Regions from separate parts of the Mus musculus genome. Here region 1 is linked to region 2. A link is a loop called in an ENCODE intact Hi-C map of the cell type or tissue named here. Cell type or tissue: heart. All regions are shown on one strand. Links, peaks and the distances in the headings refer to the core of each region. The heading gives the core; the rest is flanking DNA.

The links. Hi-C counts contacts between places; a loop is a spot of excess contacts. Peaks named below come from ENCODE experiments on the same cell type or tissue, not always from the same donor. Only the 100,000 strongest peaks of a DNase experiment are listed, where the experiment ranks them.
Region 1: a loop joins it to region 2, with 3 times the contacts of the local background. A loop is called at or near these places in 3 of 42 quality-filtered maps.

Annotation. Positions count from the first base shown.
Region 1 is chr1:60,714,453-60,717,376 of GRCm38, forward strand. No RefSeq gene overlaps it. Among named protein-coding and RNA genes, the nearest start is that of Cd28, 30 kb to the right of the region's middle. In heart, for the core only: no CTCF peak of the experiment used is centred there; DNase peaks (open chromatin) are centred at 1,429 and 2,319; H3K27ac peaks cover 323 bases.
Region 2 is chr1:60,651,760-60,654,683 of GRCm38, forward strand. No RefSeq gene overlaps it. Among named protein-coding and RNA genes, the nearest start is that of Gm38388, 54 kb to the left of the region's middle. In heart, for the core only: no CTCF peak of the experiment used is centred there; a DNase peak (open chromatin) is centred at 1,082; H3K27ac peaks cover 650 bases.

The DNA.
Region 1 (2,924 bases), core at 204-2,703, 63 kb after region 2:
CTTTCAGAAGTGTGGAAAGGGTTAATAGAGATAACATGAGTATGGGAGGACCAAGGAAACTAGGCATGTTGGAAAGCTGTTACTGCTCTTAGACTTGAGGGGACATTGGGGACAAGTGGGGAGAACCCAGCAAGAGCTAGATCTGCAGAGAGGGCCACACAGTCAGAGTGAGAGCTATGTAGAGGTTTGCCATAAGTGTCAAACCTAGTCAGTCAGGGCAAGGGTAGACTGACAAATGCTTAGGTTTCTCTCCTCCTACCCACAGAGTCTCATGTAATTGATGGAATCCAAACAGAAGGCAAAAGGTTCAAGAGAGTCCAGGTTATACTGCCCAAAGTGGTCAGAACAGGTCAAACCTGGTCTCTTCAATTCTTCAGTACTGCCAAGGTCTGCCTTTCAGTTTCTCCCATATGCAACACTTCATTAAACTCAGGAAAAATTAGAAATCTGAATTTTTTACTTTTTCCAAGACCAGGATCCTGATACATAGTTCAGGTTGGCTTTGAACTTGTGGTCCTCCTGCCTCAATCCCCTTGCTTCTGGGATTGCAGATGTGTGCTACCATCTGGATGCAGAACTAGTCCTCCTCCTCCCCTTCCCTTTCCCCTCTCCTCCCCCATCCCTCTCTGTTTAGTCTTAGAGGCACAATGAGCAGGACATGTTGAGAAACGACACACTGAAGGGCAGATGGAAGTCAAACTATCCTGCTTATGACTGATCAGTTTAGGTTGCAGGGAAGAGCTCAGTGTGGGGACCTGTGACTCTGCCAGCACCACCTGGAATTCATCTTTCCCAGTGAGACCCAGAGACAGCACCAAAGCTAGCTCTTGAAGGAAAACAGAGAATAGTTGCTTTCTTTTGGGGAGGAAAAATGTGGGTCTGCCCACTAAGATGAAGCTGGGAATGTAGGGTTTGGGTTATACCCTGTGAGGGCATCTCTTGCCTAAGAGGAAGATGGCTGGAGCTGGGCCACAGATGCCTGGTTATTCTTCTTTAGTGTACACAGTAGAGAAGTCCCACTAGTGCACTGTAGCAGACCAGCCGAGGACATTGTCTTTCTTACCCTGTTTCTCTTGCCTTCAGGAGTCAGGCACACTGGGGACAGGAATACACAGATGAGTGATTTTACTCTAAGTGAGAACACTAATAGTTACTGAAGATGTTCTTTAAGGATGGATGTGGCTTTCATCCATTTGTCACGAGGTTTGCACAGCTGACACTCTAATGACCTATTATTAACTGGGCTTTGGCGATGGTAAAACAGAAGCTTGGCCAAGTTAAGGGACTTGCTCAGAGCCACAGAAACGAGCTAGCGGCAGAGCTATGATTCAAATCTAGACAGTTTGGCTGCAGAGCTAGTGTTCTTAACTCCTTTCCATGTCCTGGAGACAGGCCTGTGAACAAATAATTACAGTGTAATGAATGAGGTAAGTGCTAACGGGGCTGTGTGGAGTAGAGGAAGGAGTGACAGCCGATCTGAGAGTCAGCCATTTGTACAAATTCCCTTGCCCACTGCCAGAAATGAGCACAGCAGAGTCTTTTTAGGACTTGCGTTATTATTACATAGGAAGAGCCTCAGCTATGGAGGTCAGCTCATGCTGCTCTGCTGCCTGGCTCATGCATAGCAACACTTAAAACAATTTCTTCCTGATACTCTGGATCCCTTCCAAGAGTTTTGTTCCAGTTTTCGGATAAGGCAGAAACAGGAAAAGGATGTGCTAATGTTTCCTGACCTAGGTTGGACTTTGGAATAGGTTTGTAATTAAAATATTGTTAAGGTTCGATGGCATGTATATACATTATCTGTATTCTGTATTTATATAAATATTCTGTATTTATATGCCCCAATAAATGTGCTGTAAAAAACAAAACCCATAAACACCAGGTGTGAGACTGGTTAAATCTTCCCATTTCTGTGGTTTATAGGTCTATGTTGAGTATAGGTTGTTTATTAATATTTCTTACCTCAAGTATCTTTTCTTTCCAAAACAGTAATGATTTAGTTGCAGTATATCATGATTTCTGCTAATAGCACAGAAACAAATTTACGTCTTTTTCTCATTCCTTTAGGAAGAACTTGTATCGATGTGGTTTCCACTACTGCTTTGCCTTTCAGAGGTCTTTGAGCTATTGAGCATCCATATATTTGGTTCTTAAATTACTTGATATTCGAGTATCGTTCGTTTATTTGGCCAAGTAGATACTCGAAGCAGGTGCTGTTCATTGCCGCCAAGCACTGGCCCATTCATGCCAGGATGTTAAGCACATCCTGTAGCTTGGTGTAAACACCAGGTGGGATTCTAATCCACTCACCAGAGAGTCTTCTTCCATTCCTCCTCAGTGAGTGGAAGCCAGAGGGAAGTCCCAGTCAGGAATTCTCTGTGCCTTTAGAAGTCAGCAACTCCAAAGGACACAAGAAGGGAACTGGCCCAGTCACTCCCAAGCCTCCTCTGTACATAGCTTCTTTCTTGGTACCATCCCAGAAGCTCTCAGAGAAGTTCCAAGTTGACATGTAAGTCCTTTCTTGGACTAGTTTACCTTCAGTTGAAGTGTGGAGACATTCTCTTTCCTTTCCAATGTTGAAGTTGTCTGGGAGTCACCTTGGATAATTCTCCTATTATGTATAGGGAAAGGAAGACAAAATGAAACAAGGTGACCCTCACAACCATGGGGTCAATAGTTGGGTATTGTGGTCATCAAGGTAGACTCCAGAGGTAAGAGCAAGCTTGCTTACACATCTGGCCAGATGTTATCACACAGTTGTGCACAAGAACCCTGGCTCCATTCTTTAGGATCTTTCATGCCTTAGTATGTCAGTGGATCCAACTAACACAGGTCTAATGAGCAGAGTAATTTGGGAGGGATGGGTACTACAACAGTTATGTAAGACAAGAGGTTATGTCTTCTGATAACATATCTATCAT
Region 2 (2,924 bases), core at 92-2,591:
ATTATAAAGTCCAAATCTTTGTCTTTTGTTGTGTTTGTTTTGAAGTCAACTTCTTGATAACAAAACTGTCCTTGCATCGAAAGACATCTAATTTCATCTGTGATGAAATTAGTAAAAAATCACCACTCAAAAACTCACTATGTTTATCTGAAGGATATTCATAAGTTATGATCTGACTTAATGGCCAGCTCTAAGCCTGGTTAAGTAAACTATGGGCATGCATGCAATCAAATGTTTCAGAGCCATTAAAATCATGTTTATCATGAGTTTCTCAAGGCCTAGGAAAATGTTTATGCTGTAATGCTGTGTGTAAAAGGCTGGATGGCGCATTGCTCATGACTATACAGAAACAACCTGGAAAACAATCTATTGCAATATTAATATGATGATTGCCTCTGTAAAAATTGTCTTTTATTTACTCAGCTTTCCAGATTGCAGGTATGTTTTCATATTGGCCATCTTTCTGTTTTCTCGGTATTCTTTTGTCATTGGAAGGACCCAATAGTCTATCTTGGAAGAACTTGTACCTTACTCCCCTCCCCCTCCAGAACAGGGGATTGAACTCACGAGTATGTGAAGCAAACCACCTACCACTAAGCTACACTCACACAGCTGCAAATTATTTTGATTTTGAGACAGGCTCTAGGTAAGCTGTCCAGACAGGCCTTGAATTTGTGATTCTTCTCTCTGCCTTAGCTGGGATTGCAGGTGCACAACATCACACCCAGATGGACCTGACTGTCTTTAGTCTGGATTCAAAGTGGGTTTTTTTTTGTCTCAAAAAAACAATAATATCTTCAAAGACAAATGGTATTGTGTCACATGTGTCTTTTCTAGATGAAAAGACAAAACAAAAACTGAAACAACCCTTGCCCCAAAAACTAGACTTCCTGTTCCTTCTCCTGACTGAGTCCTAAGAGAATAGACCTGTTTCATAAAGCCAAGCTGGCAAGAGACTTCAGGGTGCAGAGAATCAGTCAGAAGAATCACACATTTTCATTCTCCATGGAAGCCAAGTGGCTGCAGGAAGAGGCTGAAGTTAGAACTGGGCGTGGGAGAGGACTGTTTACTCTCTCCTGCCTCAGATTTCCGGTACTGCTTGTATCCTTCAAGATTCTTCTGTGCCTTTATCTCTGTCAGTGTGCCTTCCCTGAACCCTGGGTAATTGTTCCCTCCCTGCTTCCTCAACACCCCATACAGCGCTCCCTCGCTAGACTTATATGACCTCATCTCTCAGCCAGCCTGGAAGAGAGACCATTTTTTTTTTTTATTTATGGTACTTTTCATAACACCCAGAGAAAAAAAAATCCCCTGGCAGATAGTAGGTGCTGAATAAATGTTTGTTACATGAACCAAATAATTCCCCTAAAGCGTGAGAGAAATTGTATTAATTTCCCAGGCTGCCATAACAAAGTAGCACAAACTGATAGTTTAGCAAAAAATTTATTCTCTTATAATTCTTGAGTCTAGGAGTCCAAAAGTAAGATGTTGGTGAGGTTGGGTCCTTGTGGTGGGGCCTGATGAAAGGGCTCTCCTGTGCATATCTCAGCCTCTTGGCTGCTGGCAATCCTGGGGATTCTTTGGCTTGAAGCTGAACATCTGTCCTGCATTTCTATCTTCATATGGCATTTTCCCAGGGATGTGCCTTTTGCACCCCCTTCCTGGGTGCAAACTTGTAAGGACATCAGCCATATTGGATTTAGGGCTCACCTTAACCTAGCCTGACCTTATCTTAACCCAATGATATCAGCCAACATCCTGTTTACAAATTAGTTTCATTAACAGAATCAAGATTAGGCTTTTCGTGTATCTTTAAGGAGAACATAATCCAACACAGAATAGAAACTCTTGCTGCAGTTGAAAGCCTATATGTAGTATTGTACAGATACCACGGGAAGTGGTGATACCCAGCTGATGTGCTAGCATAACGCCGTCGCAGGACAGAGAGGCCACTGGCTTGAGCAGAGGATTGTGTGTGTGACCAGAGTGCTCATGGTGGTCTGTTTTGCACCTGGTCCCAGTTGCACACCATCACGAATTCTGGTGTTCAGTGGAGCCAATAAGAGAAAAGCCAAAGTTTTGAACTATAGAAGAAAGATAAGGCACAACAGTGACAACAATTTAGTATCTGTGAGAAATACAAATATGTAATTGTCCTAATTATGCATTTTGATTTCTGACAAAACCCAATAAAAACACTGATTCTACCAGATTAATTTCATATATAACATATGAGTCAGTAGATAGAAGAGTAAGAAGGGATATTGCTGTTTTTCTTTGAAACTAGAATTTTAAAATGCTTAATTTATACATAAAATCTGTTTCTGCACATGCATGTGCGTGTGTGTGTGTGTTTGTGTTGGTGTGTGTGTCTTTGTAAGTAGAATGTGAACCACAGAGTATCCAAAGTGTGATAGTCAGAGGACAACTTCTGTGAATAGGTTCTTTCCTTCTACCATGTGGGTCCAAGGAATAGAGCTCAGGTCATCAATCTTGTGGCAGGTGCCTTTGTCTGCTGAGTCATCTCTCAAATCAGAAATGCTTCATTTCCTATATATTGATGATATGTAGCAATTTACTTCTAGAAAAAAAATCTCATCATGGAAGAAATGTACTTAAGACATAGGATGCCTGTCCTAAGGGAGGTGAAACATTCATCAGTAGGGATCTCTGACGTTTGGGACAAGAACAACTCAAAAGCCCCAGAAAGTTCCTGAAACTGATCAGATTAACTAGGTCCCTCCTTCTCTAAGCATATATGAGCAGTAAGACTGCTAAGAGATATTTTCAGGTATATGACTATAATAGCCAAGAGAGATCAGCCAAGAAGCAGAGACCAGCCAAACTACCTGAAAAAGTCAGACGCTGACTGAGCTGCCTGGAAGTTGTGCAGAAACGTACAGTTCCCAGCTTTTGTGAGTTGT